Linked DNA regions of Homo sapiens: all the other regions are linked to region 1. The links are chromatin loops, found by intact Hi-C in ENCODE. Cell type or tissue: mammary epithelial cell. All regions are shown on one strand. Links, peaks and the distances in the headings refer to the core of each region. The heading gives the core; the rest is flanking DNA.

Evidence for each region. Peaks named below come from ENCODE experiments on the same cell type or tissue, not always from the same donor. Only the 100,000 strongest peaks of a DNase experiment are listed, where the experiment ranks them.
Region 2: a loop joins it to region 1, with 11 times the contacts of the local background. A loop is called at or near these places in 11 of 110 quality-filtered maps.
Region 3: a loop joins it to region 1, with 11 times the contacts of the local background. A loop is called at or near these places in 2 of 110 quality-filtered maps.
Region 4: it touches region 1 in a loop (8-fold over the local background); 5 of 110 quality-filtered maps call a loop at or near these places.
Region 5: a loop joins it to region 1, with 9 times the contacts of the local background. A loop is called at or near these places in 16 of 110 quality-filtered maps.
Region 6: a loop joins it to region 1, with 16 times the contacts of the local background. A loop is called at or near these places in 41 of 110 quality-filtered maps.

What each region holds. Positions count from the first base shown.
Region 1 is chr11:58,785,486-58,790,900 of GRCh38, forward strand. No RefSeq gene overlaps it. Among named protein-coding and RNA genes, the nearest start is that of GLYAT, 56 kb to the left of the region's middle. In mammary epithelial cell, for the core only: a CTCF peak has its summit at 3,125 (motif pointing left); DNase peaks (open chromatin) are centred at 2,636 and 3,046; H3K27ac peaks cover 412 bases.
Region 2 is chr11:58,713,243-58,718,657 of GRCh38, forward strand. It overlaps GLYAT (glycine-N-acyltransferase), which reads right to left. Exons shown (of 6, transcript NM_201648.3): 3 at 2,074-2,181. Among named protein-coding and RNA genes, the nearest start is that of GLYAT, 16 kb to the right of the region's middle. In mammary epithelial cell, for the core only: no CTCF peak of the experiment used is centred there; no DNase peak of the experiment used is centred there.
Region 3 is chr11:58,521,378-58,526,792 of GRCh38, forward strand. No RefSeq gene overlaps it. Among named protein-coding and RNA genes, the nearest start is that of OR5B21, 16 kb to the left of the region's middle. RefSeq lists a silencer at 3,219-3,513. In mammary epithelial cell, for the core only: CTCF peaks have their summits at 2,933 and 3,394 (motif pointing left); a DNase peak (open chromatin) is centred at 3,364.
Region 4 is chr11:58,897,861-58,903,275 of GRCh38, forward strand. It overlaps a transcript of GLYATL2 not described here. Among named protein-coding and RNA genes, the nearest start is that of GLYATL1, 39 kb to the right of the region's middle. In mammary epithelial cell, for the core only: a CTCF peak has its summit at 3,128 (motif pointing left); a DNase peak (open chromatin) is centred at 3,091; H3K4me3 peaks cover 404 bases.
Region 5 is chr11:58,672,476-58,677,890 of GRCh38, forward strand. No RefSeq gene overlaps it. Among named protein-coding and RNA genes, the nearest start is that of CNTF, 53 kb to the left of the region's middle. In mammary epithelial cell, for the core only: a CTCF peak has its summit at 3,270 (motif pointing left); no DNase peak of the experiment used is centred there.
Region 6 is chr11:58,651,658-58,657,072 of GRCh38, forward strand. No RefSeq gene overlaps it. Among named protein-coding and RNA genes, the nearest start is that of CNTF, 32 kb to the left of the region's middle. RefSeq lists enhancers at 42-543, 1,175-1,729. In mammary epithelial cell, for the core only: a CTCF peak has its summit at 2,526 (motif pointing right); a DNase peak (open chromatin) is centred at 2,554.

The DNA of each region.
Region 1 (5,415 bases), core at 84-5,083:
TTTCTGCTGTGAATTGTTGGTCCTTTTTAGTTCAGGCATGAACAAGATTACTTTTTCCTCACAAATTTATGTGGATGGTCTGCCAGTGTGGGCTTCATCTTTTACATCATCTAATACCTTCTTAAAACAAGTTACCCATTTATAAGCTGCTAATTTTGGGACGTCATTATTCTATAAACTTTTCATAAAGCATGAATGATTTAATCATTCTTCCACTCAAGCATCATTTTAAATTTGGTTTTTGTTTTTGCTTCAAATTTACCAAAGTGCATGTTGCTCTGATAGGGGCTGTTTCCAAACTGATGTTTCATCCTACTTAGTGCGTCAAAGTAGATCCTTTTCATACATGTTATAACAAGTTAGTGTAAGTTGATTTTAGTGCCAAGAAAATGTAAGTTCCGTGCTTACTTTTTGTTATGTTATGTTTTGTTTTTGAGACAAGGTCTCTCTCTGTCACCCAGGCTGGAGGGCAGTGGCGTGATCACAGTTTACTGCAGCCTCAACCTCCTGGGCTTAAGCAATCCTCCCACTTCAGCCTCCCAAGCAACTGGGGCTACAGGTGCGCACAACCATGCTCAGCTAATTTTCGTATTTTTAGTTCAGATGGGGTTTGGCCATGTTACCTAGGCTGGTCTTGAACTCCTGGGCTCAAGCAATCCTCCAGCCTCAGCTTCCCAAAGTGGGCCACCATACCTGGCCCTGTCATAGTTTTTTTTTTTTTTTTTTTTTTTTTTGTATATATAACATGCATTTTCTGTGAACTTTTTTGAAGCCCTCCAGTAGAAGGAACAGTGGAGGCAAAGTATGACAAGTGCAGAGCTAGCATAATCCTGAATAGAAAAAGATTGAAAACCTTTTCTCTAATATCAGGAACCAGACAAGAATGCTACTTTTACCACTTTTTATTTAGCATAGTATAGGAAGTCCCAGCCAGAGCAATTAGGCAAGAAAAAGAAATAAAAGAGGTGGTTTGTTGTTGTTGTTGTTTTTTCCCCCAAGATGGTGAATTAGAAGTTTCTAGCATGCCTCAGCCACTTGGTAATAACAAGATAGTGAATAAAGATAAACTCTGTGAGCTTTAATTCAAGAAGGAATGTGGGACTCCACCAGAATTATGAAGAACACCCCAGATCCTGGAGAGAAGAATGTGGGTGAACAGCCCTTGTTGTGGTGTCCAGCTGAGAAAAGTGAGTAAAGCTTTAGGACATGAGAGAGGTAGAGAGCTTCCCTCTGTGACTCACTACTCTACTGGGACCAAGCAACGCAGGCTGAGGGAGAGCACTTTATTTCTCCCAAGCCCTGGAGATAACTTGGGGAGAAGCTTAGACACAGAGTGAGACACCAAGAAAAGCTACAGTATTTTTCTCAGACCCAGGACAAAGAGCAGGATGCCATTTTTAACATGGGCGCTTATAAAGTCAGCCATTCTTTGGTGACTCAGCAGTATAGCCACACAGGCATTTTCATTTCTGTCCAGAGATTTAAGAGCCTGCTCTGGAGTGGGTTAGAGGCCTCTACAGCCAGAACTGTGAAAAGTGCCTTAGCAGTAGGCCCTGGAGTTGTGTTCTTCCCCATTGCAGGCCTGGCTTCGCAGGAGAGCTGTCTCATCTGCAGTTTTTCTTGGGTGATGAGATTTGCAGCCAGGGCCAGCTTGGTGACCTGGTGCTGGTCAGCATTTGTCATTCCTTGGTGTCCCAGTCTACTGCCCTGAGATCATGGTGCAGTGAGGTCCTCGCCACTCCATCCCCAGGCAGAAATCTAGGCATTCAGAGCCCCTGTGTTGTGGTCAATACTGAGTGTCAATTTGATTGGATCAGAGGATAGAAAGTATTGATCCTGGGTGTGTCTGTGAGGGTGTTGCCAAAGGAGATTAACATTTGAGTCAGTGGGCTGGGAAATGTAAGAAAGGCAGACCCACCCTTAATGTGGGTGGGCACCTTCTAACCAGCTGCCAGCATGGCCAGGGTAAAGCAGCCAGAGAAAAGTGAAGAGGTTAGCCTGGCCTAGCCTCCCAGCCTACATCTTTCTCCTGTGCTGGACCCTTCCAGTCCTCAAACAATGGACTCCAGGTTCTTCAGTTTTGGGACTCCGACTGGCTTTTTCTTGCTCCTCAGCTTGCAGATGGCCTATTGTGGGACCTTGTGATAATGTAATTAATACTTAATAAACTCCTCATTATAAATATAAAGAACAGGTTATTAATTATATAGTCAATATATATAGTATAGAGTTTATTATATATAAAATACTATATATATAATTGGATATATATATCTCCAATTAGTTCTATCTATATAGAGAACCCAAATACAACCTGATTGCATGGACCCACAGCCTGAGCCACCACACTCTTCATGAATATAGATCGTGGGTCAGTGGGGTTATTTCTGCTCCACACTCAGGCAGATCTCCAGGAATTCAAAACACCTCCTTGCCTGAATCAGCAGCCTGAGTCAGCCAACTCTTTCTGTGCATAGATCATGGTACAGTGGGTCCCTCTTTCCTGTACATGTAAACAGATCTTTAGGCATTTGGATCACCCACTGACATGGAGCCTGAGTCATCACCTTTCTGTGAAGAGATCTGGGTGCAGGAGGGCCCTCTCTATGCCATGCTCAGGGAGATCTCCAGACATTTGGAGCACCTGCTCACCCATAACAGAAGTCTGAGTCAGCCTACCCCTCCTGTGCAGAGAGCCTGGTGCAGGGAGGCCCTCTCCACTCCTTGCCCAGGCAGATCTTCAGGCATTTGGAGCACCCACTTGCATGGACTAGCAGCTGGAATTTCCCTACCCTCCTTGTGTGGAGAACTGGGGTTGAAAGTGTTTCCTAGCTCCACATCCAGGCACAACTTTTGGGTGCTTAGTGGCTGCCCACTGAAGTCTCTCTTGATGCTGGTACTCTTGTCTGCAATTGGAGGACCTGTAGGTAGACCAAGATGGTCAGGCCCTACTCACCTTGGCCCCTCCCCCACACAGGGCTGAGCAAGGAACTAAGCTCAGACCCTGTGCACTCCATGAATCAGCCTATTGCCTGAGGTAATAGAGAACTCCCAGCAGACAAGGACCAAGTATAATGTACACCCAGCCAATTTCCCCTCAGCTGGCTCTTATCCATAAGCGCCATCTACTGGCTTGCCTGTCAAATTGCACAGCCCAATACAAAACCTGTGGCTATAGAAGCAAAGTGAAAAGATCCTCCTATCCAGCATTCTCCACAGTCATAACCCCTGGGTTGGGGACGGAAGGAAGATACAATGATTTTAGGTCCCACATCCAGAGCACAGTAGTATGAGGGATGGGCTCCCAAGGCCTTGGGAAGCTCCACCCTTGTGACTTTGAAGGGTGTAGCCTCCATGGCTGCTCTCATGGGCTGGAGTCAAAAGTTTGGGCTGCAAGCCTGAAGCCTTCTGTGTTTGTGAGCCGATAGTGAGTTCACCATCTTTGAGTCTGGAGGGTAGCAGCCCCCTTCCCACAGCTACTCTAGGCAGTACCCTGATGGGGACTCTGCGTGGAGTCTCCAGTCCCACATATCCCCTTGGTACTGCCCTAGAAGAGTTTCTCTGTGAAGGCTCTGCCCCTGTGGCAGAATTCTGTCTGAATACCCAGGCTTTCCCATACATCCTCTGGAAACTATGTGGGAGCTATCAAGCCTTTTTCATTTTTGCATTTTGTGCACCTGCAGGCTTAACACCATGTGGAAGCCGCCACTGCCTATGAATTGTGCTCTCCAGAGCAGCAGCCTGAGCTGTATCTAGGACCCTTTGAGCCTTGACTGTGGCTGGAGTAGCCAGGATTTAGAGAGAACTGTCCCAAGGCAACACAGGGCAGCTGCACCCCAGGCCTGGCCATTGAAATGATTCTTTCCTCCTAGTCCTCTCGGCCTGTGATAAGGGGGGCTGCCTTGGAGATTTCTGAAATGTCTTAAAGGCCTTTTTGCCATTGTCTTGGATGTTAGCCCCTGGCTCCCTTTTGTAATACTAATCTCTCTAGTAACAGGTTGTTCTGCCCACTGCTTGGATTCTTTCTCTGCCAAAGAACCAAGCTACAAATTTTCCAAACTTTAATGCTCTGCTTCCTTTTAAAATAAAAGTTTCAGCTGGGCACTATGGCTCACACCTGTAATCCCAGCACTTTGGGAGGCCGAGGCAGGCAGATCACGAGGTCAATCCTGGCCAACATGGTGAAAGCCTGTCTCTACTAAAAATACAAAAATTAGCCAGGCATGGTGGCAGGCACCTGTAATCCCAGCTACTTGGGAGGCTGAGGCAGGAGAATCACTTGAACCCAGGAGGCGGACATTGCAGTGAGCCATGATCACACCATTGCACTCCAGCTTGGGCAACAAGAGTGAAACTCCACCTCAAAAAAATATGTATATATGTAAATATATGTTCAAATTTTAAGTCATTCCTTTGCTTCTGCATCTGATCATAGGCAATTAAAAGTAGCCACACCAATTCTTCAATGTTTTGCTGCTTTAAAATTTCTTCTACTAGATACCATAGGTCATCACTCTTAACTTCAACCTTCTGTAACACCTAAGGTTCTTGCCTAGCCATGCCAAAGAATTGGGGTTGTGGCTGACCACAGTGAGTGATAGAGACTCAGACTGAGAGAGAGTGAGCAGTAGGTTTTATTGAGCAGAGCAAGAGTACAAAGCTTCCACAGCATGGAAGGGGTCCCGAATGGGTAGCCACTGGTGGTTTTGGGTGATTGCCTTTTAAACTCTTTTAGGCGGGAAATACGAGTGGCGGGAAGATGTTACCAGAGCAAGAAACAAAGGCAGTAAATTATTTTGTGCCATGTCTTAGATTTTGAGGAAAACTGGAATTGCAACTTAGGTTTTATCTAAGTTGACCTTTTATCTTATCTTATGACCTTGCAGCAGCCTGGCAAAGGAGACAGGATCTTACAGGACTTTACAAAGTATGTTTACAAGGAATTGGAATTGGGAATATAGATAAGGTCCCCTGGTCACAGAAAAACAGGCAGTTAACATTTCTTTTACTTTAGTTTCGAGGGAGGGGGAAGGGGGAGAGGGAGAGACGACAGAGAAACTTAACAGCAAAATTTTCTCTGTTTATAGCTTTCTTGGGGAAGAAAACACATGCACAAATCCTGGTGTTAGGAATATTTTAAGCATAAATTTTCAATATTATTCATCCAGGACTGAAGTAAGTCTTCATGCAGGAAATGAGTGAGTTTCATAGCTTTCTGAACCCCTACTCGACCCAGAAAGCCCAGCTGGCACCTCCTCTCACTTCCAGAGGTCCTTAGGATGTGACACAATGCATCCAAGCATTTTGCTAGGGCATAACATGGGGGAACGTTTACTCTACTTCCTAATAACTTTCTTATTTTCATCTGAGATCTCATCATTTTGGACTGCACTGTCCGTATCCCTATGAGCATCT
Region 2 (5,415 bases), core at 270-5,269, 72 kb before region 1:
TGTATGCATATAATTATTTCTGAATTCTTTAAATAATGAGATAAAGATCAAATATTCAATTTATGTTGGAAAATTCCAGAACAATACTATTCATTATCCACATATCACGTTAAAATTTCAAATAAAAGACATAACCATTTAGAAAGCATTCTTCTTACCACCATCATCCTCAACAGGAAGAAGAGAAAGGCAATTGACAAGGGAAAGCTTATGTCACAAGAATAAATTTTACTACAGTTCAAAGACTTGCAGAATACACAAACTATGACCATGGCAGTATGAAACTTGATATTGATACCAAAGAAGATTAAAAACTAATTCAAAATGCCTTCTTTAAAAAATATGTTGGTTAAACCAGTTGCAGTTCCAGAGAAACAAACAATCCACTTACACGGAAAGAGCTTCTCAAATTAGTAAATGACAGATACAATTATTTACAGGAAGAAGGTGGATGAAAATATTACCACAACTATTATAGAATTAAAAAACTTTTTAAAAAGTTGGAAAATGTTGCACAAAAAACCCACTCACAAGTCAGCAATGATACCACTGACACATTTTGTTGCTTAAGACCACATTTAATAAAAGATCAAATAATTTTATTTCAGTTTAGTTTTCATACCATAAATTTATTCATTTCATATATTGTTTATTTTTTTATTTTGATTGGCAAATAAATGATTGCATATATTTATTAACAATATGTTGTGTTGAAATATGTATACATTTTGAAATGGCTAAATCAGGGTAATTAGCATACATATTGCTTCCCCTATGTTGAACCTGGAGGACATTATACTTAGTGAAATAAGCCAAACACAGGCAGATACCTCATGATCTCCTTTGTATGTAGAATGTAAAAATGGTGAACTCATAGAAGTAGAGAGTAGAATGGTAGTTATCAGCAGGTAAGGTGGGGGAAAGTAGAGGAATTGGGTAGTTGTTAGTCAAAAGATATGAAACTTCAGTTATAATAGTTATAATAGGAGGAATAAGTTCAAGAGACATATTGTACAACTCGGTGACTATAGTTAATAACAATGTATTGTATTCTTGAAAATTGCTGAGAGAGTAGATTTTAAGTGTTCTCACAACAAAGTGATTTTTAAATAACTTTATTAGCATTAAAAGTATATTTGTGTTTTCTGATGTTTTGAAATAAGCTTATGCATTTTTATCTTGAAATGTGTTAATTGTTTAGTTTCAATAATTTTAAGTGTTTCCTCAAATGTGTATAGAAGTTCTATCATTATAGTTTTGCTTTTCATAGTTGATATGGTTTGGCTGTGTCCCCACCCAAATCTCACCTTGAATTATAGTTCTCATAATCCCCACGTGTAATGAGAGGGACCAGATGGAGACAATTGAATCATTGGGGTGGTTTCCCCCACCGTGTCTTTGTGATAGTAAGTTTTCATGAGATCTGATGGTTTTATAAGGGGCTTCCCCATTTGCTTGACTGTCATTCTTTCTCCTGCCACCATGTGAAGAAGGTCGTGTTTGCTTCCCCTTCTGTCAGGACTGTAAGTTTCCCGAGGCCTTCCCAGCCATGCTGAACTATGAGTCAATTAAACGTCTTTCCTTGATAAATTACCCTGTCTCACATATGTCTTTATTAGTAGCATGAGAACGGACTAAAACAATAGTCACTCTAACTCATTGTCCTTTTTTTTACAACTTTATATCTGTGCTCTTGCTATTTTCTCTGCTTAGAATGTCCACTTTTCCTTGTAATCCTGACAAAAGCATATTTTTCCTACAAAATCCAGTTCAGATGAAATCTCCACCAAGAAGTATACTGAACTTATCGGGTAGCCCCACCTTTGACTTCCATAGTTTAATCAAGTTTTATTTGGCCTCTTTCTGTATCCTGTTTATCTTCTGTTCTTGTATACTTCACACTTTATTGGTTGATCTATCTTGTCTTTCAGACTCCGAGCTTCTTGAGGATGGGGACTTGTTGACTATTACTATGATTTACTTCTGCATGCCCTGGCTCTACCATATTGCTAAGAATGTAATAGGCACACAGCTAATATAAATATAGAAGAATATTCACACATGGAAACTTACCTGCTCCTGAGGGCAGACAACCACTGTATTAAAATCAGGCCACTTGTCCACCACAGCCTTCAGATTGAATGGATTTCCATGGTTTATGTGAAAGACAGTTCCATAAACCTGCAGGATCCCAAGAAATTGACAGGGTTGGTTTATTTGAAAAAAACAGTAAAGTTTCTTGCTTGATTAGGACAAAAATTATTTCTATAAAATCATGACATTTTATGATACAAAGTAGCCAAATGGAGAATCTAAGTCAAAGAATCTCTGTGTGCTATTTTTTAATCTGTACACAGAGGGCAGACAACCACTGTATTAAAATCAGGCCACTTGTCCATCAGAGCCTTTAGATTAAACAGATTTTTGTTCAATAATAAAATTACTGATATTTGCTATTTTTCATCATTGAACATATTGTGTACCTATTTCTCTATTCACAAGCATACAAAATAATTTTCAATTACTTTTAATGGCTGAATAAAATTTCATTACATGGATGCATCACAGTTAATCACTTGCCAGTTGATGACATCTCAGCTGTTTTCAACTTTTCACTCAAATAAATAATTCTTTATAGAATGTTCTTTCACAGGAATCTTTGCATGGGTACCTACCATTTTCTTACAATATCCAGAAGAGTAATTGCTGGTTTAAAGGCTATATACATGTTTAAAACTCTTTAGCATTGTTTCCATATAACTCTCTGGAGAGCTTAACTGAATTCTTATCAGTCAGCAGAGACTATAGCCTATTGCTCAAGAGAATAAGCTTGGGGTCCCCTAGCCTGGGTCCATTCTTAGATCCCCACCCTTGCCCTGTTGGACAAACTAATGAGAGAGAGGGGTGAAAGAGAGGGTAGGAGGTGAGAATGAGTGAGAGTAAACCCCACAGACAGTAAGTGTCCTTATGATTTTGGGGTTGTGGTATGCAGTAGTGGATGTCAGCATAGATCTCGTGACCATTGTGAACATGAAGTTTCAGCTGATATCAGCATGGAAATACACCAAAAAGGTGCTGTGCACTTGAATGCTTTCCATCAAGGATAGATGATAGAACCATACCAGTATATTTCCCTCCTGCTGCCCCTACCCCACATGAAATACTGATGTTAGACTAGGGAATGAAGGTGAAAAAAACTCTAAATCGACTAAGTCTGAGTTTATCTGAATTAATTCTGTTTTCAGCCATGAGTGGAGGCTTAATATAGAAATTTAGTACAGTTTTGGCAAAATATAGTGGTTACATTTTTACACATTTGTACCTGGGGCCTATTAAAATGTATTTACACTATAATATTATCCATTGCAAAAATGAAAATATGTGAAACTCTTATTTTTTCTCATTGTTGTGGCCTAATTTATTAAAATCCTTTTTAGTCCTACTGGACCCCAAACCTAGTGTGAACCCAGAAAATCTAAGACAGGTCTCAGTTAATTTAGAAAGTTTATTTTGCCAAGATTGAGTGCACACCCGTGAAACAGCCTTGGGAAGTCCTGACGACACATGCCCAAGGTGGCTGGGCACAGCTTGGTTTTCTACATTTTAGGGAGATATGATACCTCAATCAATATATGTAAGAAGTACACTGGTTCAGTTTGGAAAAGTGGGACTTCTTGAAGCAAGGGCATGAATACTTGAAGTGGGGAAGAAGCTTTCAGGTCACAGATAGGTGAGACACAAATGGTTGTGTTATTTTGAGTTTCTGATTAGCCTTTCCAAAGGAGGCAATCAGATATACATCTTTCTTAGTAACTTTGAATAGAATGGGAGACAAGTTTACCCAAAGCAGTTTCCAGGTTGGGTTTTCTTTAGGGATTTGGGGGGGCCCAAGATATTTTCCTTTTATATGCCCCCCATCCTTTTTGTAAAATCTTTTGGAGAAAGCATTTAACAATAAAATGAGTCTCTGGTCTCAGGTTTCATTTAATGTCTTACGGCTAGGACAGTTTATTTCTAGATGGGTAGGTCCCAAAATCTCATTTTTAGCATGTTGTGAAGTCTCATGTCCTATGAAGAGAAAATAGGGTGAAAGGGAGAAAAAACAACAACAAACAAAAGAACAATCCTGGAAAAATAGATATAGGCCACATTATTCTAAAATCCATACATTAATAGGCAGGTATGAAAGTGGCTTATGTATGTAAACAGGTTGCTGTTATTTTTTTCTGAAGTTTAAGTTGTTTGGCTTCAGTTTTCAGGGTTTTAAGAAAGCACAGCTTAGTTTTCAGTTATTTCAAATTAGGAAAAATGAAAAAAAAAGAAGAAAAATAAATTTAAAACATTATTTTGAAGACTTGTAGCCAAGAAAAATAGAATTCAGTTCAAATTGTAGAAAATAATAAAAATTGAAAAATAACATTAGGCGAGACTAGAATCTAACAACAGGTGTACTATAGTCTTGAAATATAGTCTTTTTCTCTCTCCAGTTTCCCATTTTTACTAAAAACAAATTATGGTAGGACTGGTTTGCTTTATTATACTTGGCCTAATTATTTGTATACAGTGCAGCAAGAATAATTATTTTTTAAATAGGCTTTTAAATTGGCTTTGATGAAACTTTGTTCCATAGGAGGAGTCTCAGATAAGACTTTTTATAGCAAAACCTAGCCATGAATTTGTGCCATCAAATACCTATGAGTTGGATGAATTTCTTCTCCTCTTGAGGTTCCATGTTAAATCTGGGGCTTCTGTGTCTGTTAGAAAGTGACATTCTTTATTTACCACAGTCAGAAATCCTGTACAGGGACTGTGTACACAAAATATATGGACATTTTTTTCAAGGGCTTTATTGGCTCCAGAAGTCAAGTTTGATTTCTTAAAGGAAAGCAGTTAAAGCCTTAGTAAAATAACCAGTTTCTCCAATTGTTTCCTGTTACAAATGAAAACAGATTCTTATTGCACTTATGCAAATAAATGTATTACCATAAGTTAAGAATACTCACAATTTCCAAATTCTGGAGAAGTGAGGTAGAGAGAAACAAACATGCTCCAAAGTTTGTTCATAGGAGTATACTAAATTGTTAAAAGCTGTCAATAGCTCAAAAGAAAAGTTTTAAGACTGAAAATCAAAGGATCAGCAAACATTTTAAGTAAAATGTGAAAAAGATTGGTTCAGTCCATGTAGTTAATTCCTATTTTGCTTGATACTCATTAACATTTTATCTCTCTATGAGTCCTGAAAGTTTTTTCTCTATTCTGATGTCACAATCTCCAAAGTTATCAGAAACCTGCATTTAAGAGTACCTGTTGGAGTTTTATAGCTGATTATAAAACCACCTTCTAAAGAGGACCAACACAAGGCAACAATTTTCCATGGATGAAAAAAAGGTTTAAGGCAGCCATAGTCAAAAGACA
Region 3 (5,415 bases), core at 336-5,335, 260 kb before region 1:
CTGGGACTACAGGCTGCACACCACCACACCCGGCTAATTTTTTGTATTTTAGTAGAGACGGGGTTTCACTGTGTTGGTCAAGATGGTCTCGATCTCCTGACCTCGTGATCTGCCCACCTCGGCCTCCCTAAGTGCTGGGATTACAGGCGTAATCCCTGTAGAATATAGAAAATATCTCACTTTTGGCTCTTCTAGCTGTACATCTAGAGATTGCCTCCTAAATAGACTACTATACACAAGTCCTAGTCTCAGCATCCACTTCTAGAAAAACCCCAAATTGTGAGACAATCTAGGGTAAGTAGTAGCTTCACCAGGTAGTTTGTGTAAGGGAACTGAGTGACAATTCCCCCCACTCTGTCTTTCTTTTCCTCAGATAGTGTGTTATACGGCCCATCTTGCCTCCTTTACTGAAAGCTCTGAAAATTTCACCTTGCCCAACTCAAAAATTATCTTATATATCCTGTAACTTTCTTCCGTCCTACTTTTCCTCCATTTCAAAATTTTCAGATTATCTTAGGAAAATCTCCAAGTTCTTCATTTTATTTTTGAGCCTCCAATATTTTCTAACTCATGTCTGAAAATGCAAGAGCACCTAGAGACAGAAAGTCCTATTTTCTAAGTGTTATTGAACATAATGAAAATAACCACTTCAAACTTCCAAAGCATTGAAAAGTGTCCCTAAGGTCCCCTCTCAGAATCACTATAAATGTCTTCTTTTTCCTCCTTAACTTCATATAAACCCAATTTTCTTTAAGTAGCACCTTTCAGGATGTAATGGACTGAATGTGTCGTTCCAAAATATGTTGAAGGCCTAACCCCCAATGTGGCTGTATTTTAAGTAAAGAAGTAATTAAGATTAAACGAAATCATAAGGGTTGGGCCCTGATCTGATAAGATTGGTTTCCTTACAAGAAGAGACACCAGATCTCTTGTGGTCTCTCTCTCTCTCCCTCTTTTCACCCTGTGAGGACAAAGCAAGAAGGCAGCTATATGCAAGCCAAGAAAAGAGCCCTCAACAGAATTCAAACCTGCAGACCTTAATCTGAGACTTCTCATCTCCAGATCTATGAGAAAATAAATTTCTGTGGCTTAAGACACCCCATTTATGGTATTTTGTTTTGGCAACTGCGCAGACTAAGACACAGGATAAATGTAAATTGATTTCTCTTATAATCGTCTAATTTTTCTTCCTTTTTTGTTTGCTAGTGGGGTATCAGGATGTTTTAAAACTAGTTTTCACTATAAAGAGTATTGCAGTAATATCAAATACGTAATAGTTCTCTCTGGATTATAATTAAACAAAGTAGCATGAATACCATCATTTCCAAAACAATTTTAAATCTTAGAGGATGACAACACCCTCACAACCTTTTTCTTCCCCTTTGTAATAGTGACAGATACTGCAAAATTGGACAGGAGCAAGAAGCTTGTACTCTAAATATGCGAGCTATCCACAGGATGACTTAACCTTAAACTACAGAGTTTCACTGTGCTCTGGTGTAAAAAGCATCAAGAAGTGATCAAACACTATTTTTGTGTATTAGTTTTTCATGACGATATACAATATACGTTCTGTACCAACACTGAGTTTATTTGTTCAATGTAAACAAAAAAGAGAATTTATTTGCTCACATAATTTCCTAGTCTATGGTTAAGATGCTGCTATGGTAGAACTGAGTGGCTCAAAAAAAGAAAACACAGCCTCTCCATTACTTGGTTCTACGTTCCACTGTGCTGGCCTCTTTCTCAGACAGCCTCCCCCAAGTGATGATAAAAATATTTATCAGCAGCAATGGGTTTTTATTATCCGCACAACTAGAATTCCAACGAATGGGAATGTTCTTTCTGAATAAATCTAGTAAAGGTCATTGGCTTTGCTGAGGTCACATGTCTATCCCTGATCCAATCACCTTCCTTCAGAAGAACAAAGTACTTTTATTGGTCAGACCTGGGACTGTACCTATTTCTGAGGCTGAGGTTAAAGTCAGCCTTGCCTAAACACATGGACCAAGAATGGGAGATGCAGTTCTTTGTGGAGAAACTAGACTGTGGGGAAAAACAGCTCAGAAATTCACTCCCCTTTCATTTCACGTCCCATCCTCAATTATATCCAATAATATTATTCAACATAGCATATCAAAGTCCAAAAACATTAAAATCCAAAATCAAATTCTCTAAGTTAAAGTTTAGAGAAAGTAAAGCCTTCTTTGATTCCTTGGTCTGTTCATTTTCAGCTTTAGGAGTTTTTCCAGTAACACCTGTGATCTGAGATATCTCTCGCTAGAATGGAGGTACTTATCCCAGGAAAAATGTTATTCCCATAATACAGTATTTATTGTGATTTAATGATATCCAAAATAGGAAGGGAAGATGGATGGCTCTCAACAGGGTGCCAGGAAGTTTATGCAATTGTCCGTAATCCATGGTCTATGAACCTAAACACAGTTAGGAGACTTCTCCCCACGGAAAATCAATTTAGGCACTATACGCTGACTATATCTAAGGTAGGGGAATGTCCTACATAAACTGTCTCCTTTCTTATAAATTTGAGACAACACTGCCTTCTGGCAAAGTTATAAATTTGCAACAAGTACAACCCAAGCACCAGCTTTTACCTGAGATTTCTTTCTTTTTTATCCTGTGGATCCCAAGAGATTTCCATTTCCCCACTGAGCTCTGTGTTCCCAGCACTTAATGTGCTGCACTGATGGTACCTAGTAACACAACCTCCACAATATTTTGGGGACAGGCAATCTCTTTTTCAGTGTCATATTTCAGTGGCTGCCACCACTGCCTTATTGAGGACGTGCTTATGCCTAAGACACTCGCCTCTAAAGGAAGCTGCTACTCTTTCTCACCTTGATTTCAGCTGCAAGATCTCCTTTTCCAGACTGCCAAACTGAAGGTGCTTTTGATGCTTCTCAGTGGTGCGCCCCTAGGGGCCCAGGAAGAGCAGTGCCACTGCCGCATGTTCCTCAGGACACCAGCATTCCTGGCTCTCTCCTCTGCCTTTGGGTTCTGTAAAGTTCTTGGACATGATCCCTCAGGATACTGACAATGCCTGCTTGCTTACCTTCTACATTACCTTGAAACTCAGAAACTCCAATATTTTCACTTTTGAACACACGAATTCAAGATTCATTGTCCTCTTCCCGCTTCTTACCAATATCCAGCTTTTAAAGTATTCACATCTCCTCCACAAAGCCCTTGTGCTTTCGGGAAACTTAGTCCTGCTTGTAACTTTGGAAATAATTCAGTTTGGTTTAAGCCAAGCTGCAGAATCCATTCCCCCAGCAAAAATTACTGGTATGTGACCTAGGCTAGACCAGTGAGGATGAATCCCAGAACTTTTGCTTGCAAATGCTCGATAAAAGCACTCTTGCTCCCCCTACTGGTTATGAAACAAGAAGCATGCGCTGGCAGCCATCCTACAACTCCAAGAAGAGTGTGTGATAGAACTTGGATGGAAAAATAATTGTTGTCTTTATCAAAGTATTACCTTGGAAGAGACTAAATTTACTTCAAAGAAAAACTGACCAAACTAATTGAGGGACTCCCCTTTGAGAATACAGTGCCAACTCTAGAGCATATTCCTTTCTATATGTTTATATTCACTGGTGGAAAATCCCTGTCCTGTGAGGGTGGGTTTTATTTTTTAAACATCCTAGAAGTTACTCAAAACCAAAAGTAAATAAGTACGTGATCAATTTTAGTAATGGCATTTCCAGGGTTTTTAAAAAGCAGAACTTTTTACTTGTGAGTAGTTTCCTTATTGCTAAAACACTGGTCCTGAAGTCAGTATCTCTTTTTGAGCAAATAAAACCACTTCCGTTCAATGTGGGAAGAAAGTGTTTTCACTTCTTAATTACATCTTAGTGAACTCTGGATTTTCTTTGACATTTAAAAATAGTTAAATTCTATTGAATCTCAAAATAGCTAATCCTTTTTAAAAAAGTTTTAGCACCTGTACATTTCTTTTTAAGGGCTAAAACTCCAAGTTTATTTTGTCAAATTGCCAAGGCAACCAAGAACATTGCCATATTAACACCTGCGTGTGACATCGTTGAGTGAAGACATTGCAAAGAGGATGTTTAAAAGTTGAATGTGTGTTCTGCATAGTCTGGCGCTCTCAGACAGCCAAACAGGATAGAGGCCAGATGGTTCCGTATCTGTGTGGCCTCCCACATATCTTACATGCATTTGGAGTTCCTATTTTATAGAATTAACTGTTGCCAATTCCTTGTAACTCTCACAACCCCCTTATTATCCATTCCAACAAAGGACATAGATATAATAAAGTTTGGCAAGAAACATTTAATCCATTTCAGCTCTCCCAAGTAGTACTATTCCTCTATCAATCTAAAGACATCAAATTTTGTCCTATTTTTAAAAATACCTCCAGTGAAGGAGTTTTCGCCAGTAACTTATCTCAGAATCAAGGATTCTAAGAGTCTGGTTTTTGTTATAACAAATAATCACACAATTATTTTTAAGACCACGGGAAGAAAGATATTGTACTGATCTTCTCAATATCCCTTTTGCAGAAAGATTAGTCCTTGTGAAGCTTACTTTTATAAAAAGTAAACTGTAGGACAGTAAACTGACAGGACATAAGAAAATCAGATTCTCTGATAACCTGACAAGCTTTTCTAAACATTTACTTATAATATTTTGAGATGAACAAATGATTAAGAGGAATTTTTCTTTGAGTCTTGGCTTTCCTAATTCTAGATAATAATCATTTGAGCTTTATTTATAGCATCTTTCTTCAGAGATGCTCTAAGAACAGCCATCTCATTTGTCTTCAGGAGGCAAATGTGAAATTGTGTTTCATTTTTTACTTTAGAAATGAATTTGTGGCTGGGCGCAGTGGCTCACGCCTGTAATCCCAACACTTTGGGAGGTCGAGGTGGGTGGATCACCTGAGGTCGGGAGTTTGAGACCAGCCTGACCAACGTGGAGAAACCCCATCTCTACTAAAAATAGAAAAATTAGCCTGGTGTGGTGGCGCATGCCTGTAATTCCAGCTACTCAGGAGGCTGAGGCAGGAGAATTGCTTGAACCCAGGAGGTGGAGGTTGCGGTCAGCCGAGATCGCGCCATTCCACTCCAACCTGGGCAACAAGAGCGAAACTCCATCTCAGAAAAAAAAAAAAAGGAAAAAGAAATGAATTTGTAAGGTTTCTAATGGAGAGCCAGGGTTTCTCCTCCTGTAAACAAAGTAATAAAAACAATTTTAAGAAGCTTTGTCATTTTTAAAAATGATTCAATCATCTAAGTCTAGAAAATAAAATGGTTATGGGACCAAACTAAAAAGAAAAAAAAGAAAAATTAGTGAAAAGGAGACCCTCCTTTTAATTTCTTCTGATTAAAAATTTTAAAGTGTGCATTGGATGGAAGGAAACGAGGTATGATA
Region 4 (5,415 bases), core at 285-5,284, 110 kb after region 1:
GCCATAGATTATCCCTGGAAAAGTATTGATTGCCTAGAAAATGAGTGAAAATTGTTTCCCCATATACATTTTTTTCTTTTGAAAAGGATATCCTGTATATATTCAAGAGATACTGCTTTTTAAAAGAGGAAATTGCCTCCACTATGGAGTCTTATTAATTCACTTATCCATCAAGTTCTCTTATTAACTTAATTATCCATAATATTCCCTTAGTAATTTTTATTCAATCACTAGTATTTGTTTCTAATGCTCATAATTGAACACAAATTTCTTTACTATTATATAAAATAAAGTACCAGTTATTCTCCATTTTCTCCTGTACCCCAATAAGACGACATCTTCCAATAGATTCATTTCCCTGTTCTGCTGCCTCCTCACATCCAGATGAGTGTGCTAAGTGAGACAAATGTTTTTATTCTTCTACCATTCATCCCCCTGAGACCAATCTCTGGCTGTTTTAGTTCCAGATGGTCAGAATTTCCCTTGCAGTGTGTCTCTTCTATTTAAAGAACCCTTCTTTAAAGCTTTTATTACACTTCCTGGAGAGCCTAACATTGTCCATTTAGAGTTAACTTTCTACATAAAATTGGCCAGATTGTTTTTAACTCACTATTGTTTCCTCTTTTTTTTTTTTTTATCTGCTCTTATCTGAGATCTCTGTTCCTATTTGATTAGTTAAAATTCTTTCTCTAGGCCGGGTGCAGTGACTGACGCCTGTAATCCCAGCACTTTCGGAGACCGAGGCGGGCAGATCACGAAGGTCAGGAGATCGAGACCATCCTGGCTAACACTGGGAAACCCCGCCTCTACTAAAAATACAAAAAATTAGCCGGGCGTTGTGGGATGCCTGTAGTCCCAGTTACTCCGGAGGCTCAGGCAGGAGAATGGCGTGAACCTGGGAGGTGGAGCTTGCAGTGAGCCGAGATCGCGCCACTGCACTTCAACCTGGGCGACAGTGCAAGACTCCATCTTAAAAAAAATAAAATAAAATTCTTTCTCCAATATTTCCTGGATGTAAATATGCTACTGATATAATATGTGAAGACTTTCAAAACCACAAATATATTTATTTGACCCTCAGAAGAATATAATTTCTGCAGCCTTATAAATACGCAAATATTTTTTCTTTTACACTCAGGGGACTGATGCCCTATGAATCCACATTTTAGGATGACCAAATTTAATTTTTTCCATTTTATACATAAGGAAACTGAGGTGCAAAGAAAGAAGGTAACCTTGAACCTTCATTCAAGGTCACAAAGCTAATAAGAAGTGGATGACTAGCGATGAGGGCTTCAGGTTGAGATTAACAACCAACATCACAGGATATAATAGGGTTCAACCCAACTTCAAGTTCATAAAATGAATGGACATTCCCTGATCTTCCCTCCACTCCCACCCCCACCTCAGGGGATTTCAGGATGTACAGGGCAAAGCTGTCTCCCTCCACTCCCAACCGTTTCTCAGTCAGTGTGGGGTGTTAAGAACTCCTCACTGCCCCTCTTGAAGCTTACATTCTGGAGCAGGGAGGCAGAAACTAAACCAAAAATTAAAAAAACAAAAACAGTAAACATATTTCCTATAAACTCAGGTGTAGTATATGAAAAACAACACATGATTTGACGACAGAAGATGATGGAGGGAGAAAGAACAACAAATAAATAGGAAAAGAGGCCTCAGATACGAGCAGACAAAAAGGAGAGGAAACAGGAAGGGGTTAGGACGGGCCTCCACAAAAGACTGGCATTTGACAGACAGCTGCAGAAAGAAGGAACAGAGCCAAGCACATACCAGCGGGTTAGGGTTGCAGTCTGAGAAAGCACTCCAGGAATCACCCAAGATGGTCCACTAGGGTGAACAAAGGACATACTTGAACCAGCATTTAGATTCATCTTCATCTAAAAAATAAGAAATTAAGTGTGCCTAATATTTATTTAACATGTTAATTACAACAGAATATATATATATACACACACATACATATATAGTTGATGCTCAATTTGTTAAAAATTTGGTATGTAAAATTAAAGCTCAGAGATTACTCTTGCGTACGGCAATAAGCTCCTGAAAGGCAAGGATAGATTTCACCCCTCTCTGTATTTTCAGAGTCCATCGAATTGTGTGGAACAAAATAGGTATCAGTAGTATTTTGGGGGGTGGGGGGAGATCGAAACCATGCGGAGCACCGGAATTCTGTGTAAATCATTTAAAAAAACCTCCTCTGCTTTACAGCAGAGTCCCTTTTCTTTTGTATTTTTAGTTGCAACTAGCCCCATGCCTTGTAGATGACCCCTAAGAAATGAATGAGTGAATGAACGCGTGGACAGCAGGATGGATCAGTGAGTGAGGAGCAGTGATTCGCAGGACATGCATGCATTGAAATCCTGACAAAGCAGCCTCTGCAAAATAAGAGACCTTAGGCTTTGGTGTCTGACAGAAGATAAAATTATTCAAGGGCTGTCCTTGGGCAACTTAGTTGAGGTTTCCTAATCTATGAAACAGAAAATGATTAAATAGAAAGACGATTGCGAAAAAACCTATGGAAGGTGCGAAAGCAGGATGCCTGGCATTGAGAGACGCTTCACACCTGTTATCTCTCTCCCTATTCTCTCTCCACTCCTACTCCCGCCCGGCAGCTCCCCGCTGTCAGCACCAGAAATACCCGCTAAGAATACGAAAAGCAACGCTGGCCTTACACCGTGACGCTTTTAAAAACTCTAAAAACCCAGCGTGACGGGGGGTAGGTTTGCCTAAAGACAGGTGAGGCAGCCTTAGTTAACTGAGAAGGTTAATTGACAAAGAGGGTTGAGCCACTATGAGCCGAAGCAACCTTGGACTAACAGGTGTATCTTCAGCCAACACATGTCCCAGCATCTCCCACGCCCATCCCTCCATTTAGCACCCAAAATGCAGCCTCCTAAGAGAATGGGAAGCTTGGGGGGGTGGTCAGCTTTGGCTTTCATGGAAGCTACCATTGGCTTTCATTGATGTCAACCCATTAAGGGAATCTTCGAGTCCAAGAACGGAAGCTACCATTGGCCTTAATCTTCACCTCCCGCTTTTCTTCCCTGCTTCTTTTCTCCTCCCTATTCCAGTAGGTTAGTTCTCTGGCGCCATCAGCTGGCAGCACGCGGGAATATACCAAACGCGGAAACGCGCCTTCGCCTGCCCTGAGTAACTGCAAATCCAGGGCTGAGTGAGGTATTTAAGCGCTTGGCTTGTGTACTCAGGACGGTGCTAAAAGGGGGCTGCCTGCGCGGATCCTTTTCCCACAAGATGCAAGTAAAAAAGCACCGCTGACGCCCTGGGAGGGTCACAGAGAGACAGGCGGGGCGGTTGACCAGCTGAACGGACTCACTTCTAAGAAATGCAAATTACCGAGCCACAGTCCAACCAAAGGTATCAAAACAGGATCTCTACCGATGGAGCTCAGCGATATGTGTTTTGACCAGCTCACAATAAGATTTTCATGCATCATACATTTTGCTTGAGTTTCTCAGGTAGTTATGTTGATGTCCGGATTTGTTAAAAGCTGCAGATTACTGGGCCTCACCCCAGACCTATTGAACTTAAATATATTTGGGTTCCCAGAATCCCCATTAAAACAAACAAACAAACAAACAAAACACCTATCCAAGTGATACGGTTGAACTTTAAAGTAAAGAGAATCACAAACTGGCAGATCTCTTTAATTTATACTTAGGGAATGGAGACTTCCCCCACCCCCACCAAGAGGGAAAGGAATTTGCTCAAGGTCTCCCTGCAAGATCCTAAGAAAACGTGAAGCTCTAAGGTTAAAATCCTACCTGACAGCCTTTCCCTCCCCCAACTAGTCCTGTGACCTCTAGCAAATTATCCTGTCCTAATCTGTGAAATGGGATCAACAGTCACACCTACCTCAATGGGTGACTGTGAACATCAAAAGAGACCAAAATGAGTCAACTACCAAGCACTGCCCCACTGGAGGTAGACATTGAACTAAATCTTGATCACTCTACCCCCCATTCATCTCCGAGTACCACTGTATGAGGATGGAAGTGAAGTCACCCAGCCACATGTTGGTCCCAAACCATGTAAACCTCTACACACAGCTCAGTGAATATTTCTTTACTTGAAGAGAGAGAGAGGCTCCTTGGAGCCTCTGGAGTCTGGAGGTGGATGTTACCATCCCCATGAGTGCATTGTCTTCCTAAGATAGGATGGACTACGGGGTCTATATGGGAAGTGTTAGCTGCCAGTACTTCAAGGCTGGCTCCTAAGCTGTTGCTGGAGGCTTAGAGACCCCATTTCAGCTATCTATCAATAGGGGCAGGTTGTTAGCAGGAGTGAGTGAGGTGAGCCCACTATGAACCCACAGGAGGACAGGAAAAAAACCATCTCATCTAAGCTTTCACATACCCCATTGCAAGCTCCATTATGTGGTGCCCAGGCCCTTATGTCTGACACATCCCCAGAAGCCAATTCTCCTCAGTCCTTCCTGCCACTTCTGCCATTGTACATCCAGACAGTTCCACTCTTTTCTTCTGTCAAACTCCTACTCATCTCTCATCCATCAAGTCCAAATATAAATCTCATTCTCTGTGATATACTCCCAAGGTAGAGGCAGTGGTGCCTTCCTCTGTATTCCCAGAACATGTTGTTTGCAACTCTAAATACAGACATCAGCCTACTGTTAGAGTTTAGAAGCATCTTTTAGGGGTTCATGAAGGAATCCCTTTCCATAAACACTGGCCTTACTCCCTAACTTCACCAGACCTGGCCTTAGTGCTTGATCCATTCCCACCTCACCCGACCATGTGAGGGCTTTTCTTCTTTGTGGGTTTGACTACCACAAAATGACCCAACGACCAGTTACTTGGCCAAAAGTATTCTCATCACATTTATAATAAAATCCAGCCAACAAGATGCTTTCTGCCAAGGGAATGTTCTTTTTCAGGGCAAACACTCTGTCCTCAGGGATGCTGGACAACTTCCACAGCCCCATGTAAGCATTAGCTGAAAGTGAGGCTTCCTTGGTGGCTCAACAGATTCCCTGAGCATCCCTACCCTGTCACTGATATCAAATTGCAGTGGATTGCATCCAAGCTCTCAGACCATAGCTGCAAAAGGAAAATCAAAGCTAGAGCTCTACTCTGGACCTATAGCTCTAGGTAGTTAGTTTCTCTGTGAGGGTCACTTTTATACTTAAGGAAGAAATGGAAGATTGGTACTAAAAATGACGTCAGGTTACTTATTCCAATTGTGTGGTTCAGCTGTTACTCCAATGATGAGCAAATGAAGAGGAATTAGAAGCATAGCTATTCCTAGGCTCAAGGAGCAGGGAAGCTCTGGAATTGGTGTACAGCAGTGCTGCTTGGAGTACCATTACAAAGGGACAAGAGTGGTTCAAGGGGAGGTAAAATACAGGGCACCTAA
Region 5 (5,415 bases), core at 298-5,297, 110 kb before region 1:
CATTGATTCCTGTCTTATCCCTCTCTCCCTGGAAGTGCTTGCTTTTGGTATTTCAGCCAGAGGCTGTGCTCCCTGCCTGCAGGTTGTAAATTCCTTAAGAAATAAAGCTCTCCTTTCTAAGTTTCTAAACTTGTGATTTTTAAGCTAACAGTGCTAATTAAATTCAAAACAAAATTTGTGACTTCCAAATTACTTAAAAAACAAAAAAATCTAGTGGGAGGATTGCATTGGGTTTTCTTCTCTTCACCTCCCGCCATGGCTAAGATTTTTCCTTCCTTAGACTTTCTCTGTATAATTAAACTCTGGTCATCAGTAGCCCACTGAGCCCCTCTTCATCTAAAGCATAACTTTTAAATGCTTTTGTGCAGTGGGCCGCTTGACAGTCTGGGGAGGCCTATTACCCCATTCTCAGGATCACGAGTCATGAATGGGGGAAATAAAACACAAGGAATATGAAGGAAACAAAATTATATTGACATATAGTTATCTGAATATCTTAAATTAATTACATCATATCTAGCTGCATCTAGCTGCAAAGTCTCATATTTAATGAGTTCATTATACAATCATAAATTAAATACTTTCAATATTATAAGAGTAAATGGTAGTTCAGTTATTCTCAGCTATAATCAGATATGAAATTTTCTCACTACCATCTTGATGAAGTCAGGGATAATGGAAATCTCTGGTAGTTTGGTACATACATTTATAATTGAAGAAAATCCTAAATTATGGTTGGAAGTTAATAAAAATAAAGATACGATTTTTCTTCTCTTCAACTTTAGAGAGCCCTTGAATTTAAACGAATGCCCAGGCAGTCTGTGGACACAGATGAAATGTCCTTGATCTAAAAAGCTTCATTTCTCTTCAGCGAAAGTTCTCCCCATGAAAACAGGGCTTCTAAAACTGCCTTCCCTCAAAGGCTGTACAAACATGCATTCCTGGCAATAACCTAGAGGAGTGCCCATTTCTCCATACTCTCCTTTATAGCAGATGCCCTCAAATGTATTCACACTTTACCAATCTAAAAAGAGAGAAAAAAAAGGTAATTGCATTGTAGTTTTATTTTGCTTTTTCATAATTTCAAGATTTTCATTCAGCTTTGGTTTCTAATTTCTTTTTAATTACAGATTTTTTTTTTTTTAGATGGAGTCTAGCTCTGTTGCCCAGGCTGGAGTGCAGTGGCACAATCTTGGCTCACTGCAACCTCTACCTTCCGGGTTCAAGCGATTTTCTTGCCTTAGCTTCCTGAGTACCTGGGATCACAGGAGTGCACCACCATGCCCAGCTAAATTTTGTATTTTTTAGTAGAGACAGGGTTTCACCACATTGGCCAGCTGGTCTCAAACTCCTGACCTCAAGTGATCCACCCACCTTAGCCTCCCAAAGTGTTGGGATTACGTCCATGAGCCACTGCACCTGGCCAGAAAATCTTTATATAACATGCATATTATAGAAAGTTCCCACATTCCCTAGGTAACTGTCATATCTGCAAAATATATAAATTGTATAGAAAAATTTAAAAAATTCATGAAACTAAAATAATTTTACTTTTCACTGCATTTTGACTAATTCATTTCTTCACTTAATAAATATTGAGTAATTATATACCGGAAACCTTAGTAGGCACAAGATGGGAATAGTGACCCCAAACTATAATTTTCAGGCACTTTCCCCTCCCCACTTGAGTAATTCAGTATCAAAAACCTCATTATCATTCTCTGTGTGTTTGCAATCCTTGCAAAGGGAGGGTTGCATGTATGCATGATAAGCACACATTCATGATACACGTGTCCCACGTTCACCTTGGGGTGGAGACTTAACATTTAAATCTATTACAATTAGAGATGCCTGTGGAACAAGGAAGTCACCTTTAAGGAATGGACTTGGTTTTTGTTGCAGTGCCCACTTTGAGAACTCTTCCTTGAACAGGTTGGACCTCCCACTTGTCATTCTCTCATTCACAAGTGTTCTGGCCACAGTGTCCTGAGGTCACAGTTTCCCAGTAGTTGAGTTTTAATAAAAAGCAACACTTATTAGCTAAGTTAAAATATACCCCAACAGAAGACGAGATGGACTCCCTGTAGCTAAAATGAGATAAACCCAAAAAATTTCATAGCTAGGAGGATGAGGGATCTGTAACACATCCCGGTGTTATTAATTGCCATAGGTTTTTTTTCCCGGTAATTACGCAGAAACTATCACCTGAAAAGCATTGCCAAAAAACACTACAGTTGGAAGATTTCCCAGCTGACCCTGACAGAGTGCCGGTTGCCAGCCTACTGAGACAGCCAAGTAAAAAGGGTTCCCCGGCAGGACTTCCGACTGGCCTGCGCACTGGGAGGAGTGCGCACTCGGGTGAAGCCTTGAGGAATTTCCTGTTGGTTTGCAGTGAGGAGGAGCCTGGCTTCTCCTGTTCCGGGTGGTAACCCGGTGATTCCAGTCTATGAGGTGGGAAGCCCACTGGCAGGACTCTCGCTTTGCTGAGAGTCCCTGTTTCCCCATTTTTCCTTTTCACCCAATAAACCCTGTCCTTCTCACCCTGCAGAGTGTCCGCAAGCCTAACTTTTCATGGTTGTGCGAGAAGAACCTGGCTTTTAGCCGAACTAAGGAGAAAGTCCTACAACACTACAACACTCTTCCCTACCTTGCCTGGCTCCGTCCTCTACCATGCTGTCCTGCCATAAGTCAGATTGGACAGAGGACGGGTCTTATAAACATTCCTTATTGATCAATAGCTGCAGACCTTAAGCCAGTTTCAGTCAGCTTGTGGACATTGTTCAAAAATTGTCTGTATGTCCTGTAGTTTACCTTTTGATGTAAAGGGCCGAATTCCACTTCATTTTAATGTTAAATCCTACCAAAATGTGAATATGGGATGTATGTTCCATATATGTTTTCCACTGTGCAATGCCTGACTTCCCTCATGCATATTTGCATTTTTTCCCCACCCTGCTAGTATGTATGTAAGGCTGAGTGTGCGACCCAGATACCAAATAGCAGCCCTCCTCCGTTCTGCGCAAAGTGCACTTTCCCTCTCCCCAGGGCAGCGTTTCCTAGATCCGTGGATTGTTTTGCCTTCTGCAAATAAAGTCTCCTCTTTTCCTTCATCCGTGAATTTCACAATCTTTGTGAATAGATACATACTATGCATGAGGCTAAAATCACCTGAAATCTCAACAACTTAAACTCAGAGGCACTCATCATCTTTCAGCGTTCTCAGGGAGGGATCCTGGTTCTGCAGCCTTGGCTACCTCTGCTGCCCTCTGCTGGCGGAGCGGAGTCCGCAAAGTCCAGAGCAAGGGACTGCCCTGGGATCTCCAGGCACACTTTGTCCTGAACGTTGTCAAGGGCTTTCTCCAAAGCCATATAGGTAATACAAATTCAAATCATCCAGCAAACCAGTGCCAGGATACCTATGAGGCTATGGAAGTGTTATTCACGCAGGCATACATTCAGGAAATGTCATCTCCATCATTCCAATTTCCTAGACCTTGTTGTCATTCTTGAACTACTTTCTCTCCCTTAGTCCAGGTCTTCTGAAACTCCTGGACTGGATTAGATGTGCAGGAGATTTATTAGGAGACTGTGAAGCAAAAAGAAAGGGAGCTGGGGGAGGCTGGGAGAGCTGTCAGTCTGCAATCTAAGTCTACTTTAAGTCTCCCTCGTGGAGAGAAAAAAAGAGGAGGTATTAGGCCCACGGGGTTCTTGGGTGAAAATTGCCCCATCAGAAGAGTCCCCTGTCTTCCTGCTGTGCTGTTACAGGCAGGAGAAGCCCGTGAGAAGCATGAAATCAGAAGTAAGAAGGGTGGATTTCAAAGCCAGCTACTAGGGTCACTGGTCAATGATATTACTGACAGAAGGAGGTCTGAGGCGTGAATTTTCGTGGCCTCCACACCGCACGTTCAATCAGTCAGCAAATCCTTTTGGCATTACCTTTAAAGTGTCCTACCACTTCTCAACATTTCCACCATTCCCACTCTGGTCCAACCCTTCACTGTCTCCTTGCTTCCACCTTTGCCTTTCCACAATCTCATCTCAATACAGCCCCTCAGTCATGGATGTCTGTCTCTTGCTCAAAGCCCTGCTCAGAAAAATAGCCACAGTCTTCACCATGGCCCACAAGACCCTACACGTGATTACCCCTTGTATCTTTTTGCCCTTATCTCCCTCAACTCTTCCCTTTCCCACACTGGCCTCCTTACTGCTTGCTCTGTTTTCAACACCCATGAATCTATCTATCTATCTATCTATCTATCTATCTATCTATCTATCTATCTATCATCTATCTATTATCTATCTATCTATATCTTCTATTTACCTATCTCTATCTATCTATCATCTATCTCCTATCTATCTACCTATCTATCATCTATATCTCTATCTTCTATTTACCTATCTTATCTATCTATCTATCTATCTATCATCTATCATCTATCTATCTATCTATTCTGTGTTTTTAGACACAGGGTCTCACTCTGTCACCCAGCTGGAGTGCAGTGGAAAGATCACAGCTCACTGCAGCTTCTGGGCTCAAGTGATCCTCCTGCCTACCTCCCATGTAGCTAGGACTACAGGCAAATGCCACCTCTCCTGACTTCTTTTTTATAACAGGGGGTACATGTGCAGCTTTGTTACATAGATATATTGTGTATTGCTGAGGTTTGGGCTTCCATCAAACCCATCAACACCTGTAATACACGAGTGAAAGTTGTGTTTGAAAGGCAAGAAGAGAAGGACCAGCTCAAAATCAACAGATGTACAAGTTGGAACAAATTTCACTCAGGGCTGTTATTTATCAGAGCTAGTTTATGCATAACTTGGCGGGTTGACCCTTGACTCCATTTTGATTTTTGCTAAGCATTTTTCAAGTAGGAGCACTGCCAGCTGAACTATTAGGCAGTTGAAGAAATAACAAGTACTACTGACCCTTGGATGAGGGGAGGGACTCACACAGCAATGGCAAATAATTGCCACAATTTGGAACATACTCTATTCCATTCCCCAGAATACCAGGGGCATGCAACAGTCATTTTCTTAAGTATGAATAGGAATTTCCAAACTCAAAGATAAAAAGGAAATCAGGAATCACCAAATATTTTACCAGGAAAGAGGGGAATCAAATTCAACCAATGAATCTATCTATCTATCTATCTATCTATCTATCTATCTATCTATCTATCATCTATCTATCTATCATCTATCATCTATTATCTATCTATCTTTTACCTATTATCTATCTATCTATCTATCATCTATCTATCTATCTATCTATCTATCTATCTATCTATCTATCATCTATCTATCTCTATTCTTTTCTGTTTTTAGACACAGAATCTCATTCTGTCACCCAGCTGGAGTGCAGTGGAACGATCACAGCTCACTGCAGCTTCTGGGCTCAAGTGATCCTCCTGC
Region 6 (5,415 bases), core at 299-5,298, 130 kb before region 1:
TCACATATCCTCATCTCATTAGGGTTAGTCACTTGTGTTTTGCTTTGTCTGTTTGGGGAGGTCATAGTTCTGTTAGATGTTGTTTCTTGTGGATGTATATCTATGTCTTTGCATTAAAAGATTATTTATTTATTTCAGTCTTCTCTGTTTGGCTTGTTTTGTCTTTTACTATATATGTATGTTTAGAGATTCTTTGTAATTTACCTGTTGATTGTCTTTTCTTTTCTTCTTTCTTTCATTCTTTTGTTTTCTTTCTCTCTCTTTCTTTCTTTTCTGCTAGGTTGTTGTCTCCTTTTCAGCTCTAGATGACAGCTTAAGCCTAGGTCTGCCTCTAAACAATCAGAGTGCCTCCTGTCTGGAATGCGGTGGCCTCAAAGGGGATAATGGGGGAAGGCCAGATAGGCGTTTGTGCCCAGAAGACCTGTGGAACAAACCTCCTATAGCATGGTGCTGCTGAGCAGCCACTCTGATTTGGCATCTCCTTTGGCTGACTTACAGAACAGAGTTTCCAGGGCCGGAGATGATAGTCTCACCTCCCCCATTTGTCTCTGGCTGTCCTCTGAGATATGTTTTCCTTTAGGCATTTCCAATGATTCTCTTGGGTTGAGGCAGAGACCTGTTTCCTATCAGGAAACCCAAGATGATGGGGAAGCTGTTTGTCAACCTTGATCTCACTTTTACAGTGCAGAAACTGTGATTTGAGGAGAAACTTTTCACATACTTGGTGTTGAGCAGATTTCAGGGAGCAACATTGCTGATATGGATATCTGATTCTCTTACTGTCTGCTCAGAGCTTTTTCTGAGCATCTCTCTGTGGCTCTGGGAACTATCTTCTCCTCATATTTGAGTTCTGGGACATTACTGGTGATAATCTTGGTGCTGTATTTTTTTTTCTGGTTTTCTAGGACAATGGGAGGTAAAACTAACTTGCTTCTATGCCACCATTTTGGAACCAGAAGTTACAAACTCTACACTTTTCACTAGCCTGTATTCTTGTATTTTATCAGCTTCATGCTTTTATTCATGCTTTAGGCTGTGCTAATCCTCCTACATCTCAGCATCTTTTTCTTACCTGTGTTGTAACTGGTCTCCAAAGGCAGTTCCAAATTAACCACCCACCCCAGGATTCATCCCACTTGGAAGTCCTGTTCTACAGTGAATCTGTGCTGGCCCTGTGACTCACTTTAATTAAATATTGCAGACATGAAGCTGTCCCTACACCTAGAAGGCCTGGGTGCTTTCATATCTAGGAACCCAAGCCAACCAGCTATTCTAGCTCTGTCAGCATCCTGGCTCAGCCTTTATGCTATTTTCATGTAAGTGCTAGATATGTAGCTGAACCATGTTGGACAGTCAGGCCTAACTGAGCTCCTGGCCAGCATACCAGGGAACACAAGTGGTGTCCTGCTGAGCCCATTGAAACCACAGAATAGTGAGGGAAAAAGGACTGTTGTTTTAGACCACCCGGTTTTGTGGTGGTTTGTTATGTAGCAATAGAAAACCAAACACCACTTTCAAGGCCTTTCTCAAAAGCCACTCCTTTAGTAGGCGTGTCACTATCCCACTACTGTCCCATTCCACAGCTGGAAGTGGGAATCACATAGTTCCATAGTGTAGTCAAACAGAAGATATTTAGCTTCCTGAGTGGAGCCTTCCAACTTGTCTTTGCCTCCCTAAAGTGTATTTCATAAATTCAGCATGTTTTATAATCAGTGGGCCTTTTTAGGTGAGACCAGCAATTTAGGAAAAACTGTTAAGGGGTAGAAAAATTTGTGGTATACAATTACCCCCAGCAGATCAAATGTGCTTCCTACAGAGATAAAACTACTATCCAGAGAGGGGATCATAGCTTTTGATTTTGAAAGTTAGCCAGTTTACAGCTTATCTACTAGAGACAGGGATAACTACCATATTAAGGAAATATAGAGGTATAACCCCAAGAGCATGTATAAAGAAAAACGTGGAGGGAGATGATATGGTTTGGCTCTGTGTCCCCACCCAAATCTCATCTCAAATTGTAATCCTCAGGTGTTGAGGGAGGCACCTAGTGGGAAGTGATTGGACTATGGGGGCGGTTTCCCCCATGCTGTTCTCATGATAGTGAGTGAATTCTTACATCTGGTGGTTCTAAAAAGTGTTTAGCAGTTTCCCCCACACTCTTCTGTCTCTCTCCCGACACCATGTAAGATGTGCCTTGCTTCCCCTTTACCTTTCGCCATGAGTGTAAGTTTCCTGAGGCCTCCTCAGCCATGCAGAAGTGTGAGTCAATTAAATCTCTTTTCTTCATCAATTACCTGGTCTCATGTAGTATCTTTATAGCAGTGTGAGAATGGACTGATACAGAGGACATGACATTCGAACTTCTTGGTTTATAGTGCAGGCTTTTCACTAAATTGTTACCCATGACCATACTTTCTGCCTGTTTTAAAAGCCAATAAAATACAAGTCTTCTTTAGTGATGAGCAGTTGATTTTATTCTGGAAGCCTGGAACTCCTCGCTGTGTCAGCATCACCGACCAGCAGAGGGCGGTGCAGATGCAGAGGCACACATCTCCCTGCAAGTGAGAAACGCTGTGAGGAGTGTAATTTGCTGGCAGCGCCCAGGGGCTGCCCACGTGGGATGGCACTTGGGCCAAGTCTGTACTCTCCCCATGCTTCCTCTAGGGGACTGAAGGGGTCTTTCTTAGAAAGATCTTGCAGCTAAAACTTGAAGAATGAACAGAACTTACACAGACTAAGAGAGATAGCAAAATGTTCTAGCAAAGGAATTATTCATAAGCCAGACTACAAGCAGAATGTCACTCCTCTCCCTTGGTTACCAAGGAACTGTGCTCCTAGCGGATCCACCTCCTTTCCACGAATGGTCCTAAATGTGACCTCACCTTGAATCTGAAAATGCTGCTTCTGGTTGATGGGCCCTGTAAATCCTCTGGGTTCTTACCCAGGTAAGTGTTGGTGTCGTGATCAAAGTCATCTGTCGTCTTCTGGAGGGGTTGGGGAAAAAAAAGTGTTGGACTTTGAACACTGGAGAACCTACGTGGACAGAAAACCTGTTCCTCTATTTTGGCATAAATATCACTGGGGAATGAACTCAGGTCCCAAAAGAGAGCAGTCACTTCCACACATTCTTGTGGCCAGATGACAGTTGTGTTAAAATTAAGCAACCTGTCCACCAGCACCTGGAGCTAGAATGCTTCCTCTGGTTTATGTGGAAGAGAAACCTATAGCAGCTCGAATAGGGAAAGTCAGAACACTGGGAGAGGGCACCAGATCATTGTATGGGTGCGGATAAATCTTGACATAAATTCATAGGCTCTCAGGGATGGCAGGGTTGGGGTCTGTATACAGCATGTTCACTAAGTGGTATCTGCTTGAACAGCTATAGTTACAGAGAACTCACCACCTTCAAAGGCAACCCAGTCTGCCCTTGATCTTCTCTGACTAATAGAAAGGTTTGCTTTCTGCTTAGTAGAAATGGATCTCCCTGGTGATCTCATGTTTCATTCTCAGTTTTGGCCATAGTGAACAATTCTACCTTTTATTTTCACCTGACAGAGCTTCAAGTTGTTGAGTAATATTCAACCAATTATTGCTATACAATAATTGTTATTATACTTCAAACAGCCCATTCTATGTCAAATACTGTGCTAGACATTTAAGATATTATACAGTTTAATCTTTAAAACCACCTGTTGATGCAGGTCCTATTCTCATTTTAGAGTTGATGAAACTGAGGCTGAGAGGCAATAAGTAACTTGCTAGTAAGTCATAGAGTTGGGGTCCCATCCAGACTGGTGCCACTTCAGCCCTCATGTTCTCTACTCTCATGCTTCACATTTACAATCTAAGATGATTAAAGAGCTGAGAAAGGGGTGTGGAGGGAAAAGATTGGTGAAAGGAAAACATACATCCTAAGATGTTTCGTATGTTGGAGAGAATGTGATGTTTTAAAAGAAATGATTGTATTGTTTATAGCTGAACTTGACTTTCTTTAGGTCTAGGATGAAGAAGCTACTGGATTTGGAAGTGGGTGGTACAGGAAGTGGTTCATTGCCATGTGGGACCTGCGCTCCTGGCCATTCTGCAGGTAGCACAATGGTTACAAGTGCAGCCCTGGAGTCAGACTGTGGGGTTTGAATCCTGGCTTTGCTACTCACTTATTAACCATAAGTCCTTGGGCAGCTTGTTTAATTTTATTTTGCTTCAATTCCCTAATCTTTAAAATGGGAACGTGATAGTACTTCCTGTTGTAAGCATTAAATGAGATAAAACATTTAAAATGATATCTGGCACATGGTAAGTGTACCATAAATGCCAGCAATTATTATTGTTTCTGCCCCAAGTTAGTGGCAAAGCAAGGTAGGTTTGGAAACTCTAATTCAGTGCTATTTATTTATTTATTTATTTAGAGACTGAGTCTCACTCTATTGCCCTGGCTGGATTGCAGTGGCACAATCTTGGCTCACTGCAACCTCCACTTCCTGGGTTCAAGTGATTCTCTTGCTTCAGCCTCCCTAGTAGCTAGGATTACCTCCCGCCACCATGTCTGGCTAATTTTTGTATTTTTAGTAGAGACAGGGTTTCACCATGTTGGACAGGCTGGTCTCGAACTCCTGACCTCAAGTGATCCCCCTGCCTTGGCCTCCCAAAGTGCTGGGATTACAGGTGTGAGCCACAGCACCTGGCCTTTTTTCTTCTCTATCTTTGGTAGGCAAATAGATACATTGCACAAAGTATTGTTTGTTTCAGCTGCCATATTCTGATATTTTGAAAAGCATTTAATTGTGGTTAAAAAACACAGAGAAGTTAGCATCTTAACCAGTTTTAAGGGTACCTTGCTATAGTGTTAAGCATGTTCACATTGTTGTGCAATCTCCAGAGCACTTTCCATTTTGCAAAACTGAAATTCCATACCTGTTAAGCAACAACACCGCATTCCCTCCCTCCAGCCCCCGGCAACAAATATTCTACTTTCTGTCCCTATGGATTTGACTACTCTAGGTAGCTCATATAAGTGGAATCACACAGTACTTGTCTTTTTGTGATTGACTTATTTCAGTTAGCATAGTGGCCTCAAGGTTCATCCATGCTGAAGCATAGGTCAGAATTTGCTTCCATTTCAAGGCTAAATCATTTTTGTATGTAGATACTACATTTTGTTTAGCCATTCATCCATCTATGGACACTTGGATTGCTTCCAGTTTTGGCTACTGAGAATAATGCTGCCATGAATATGAGTGTATAAGTATCTTCTTGATACTCTGCTTTTTATTCTTGGGGGTTTATACCCAGAAGTGGAGTTGCTGGGCCATGTGGTAGTTCTATTTTTAATTTCTTGAGGAGCCTCTGTACTGTTTTCCTTAGTGGCTGCATCATTTCACATTCCCATTAACAGTGCACAAGGGTTTCCATTTC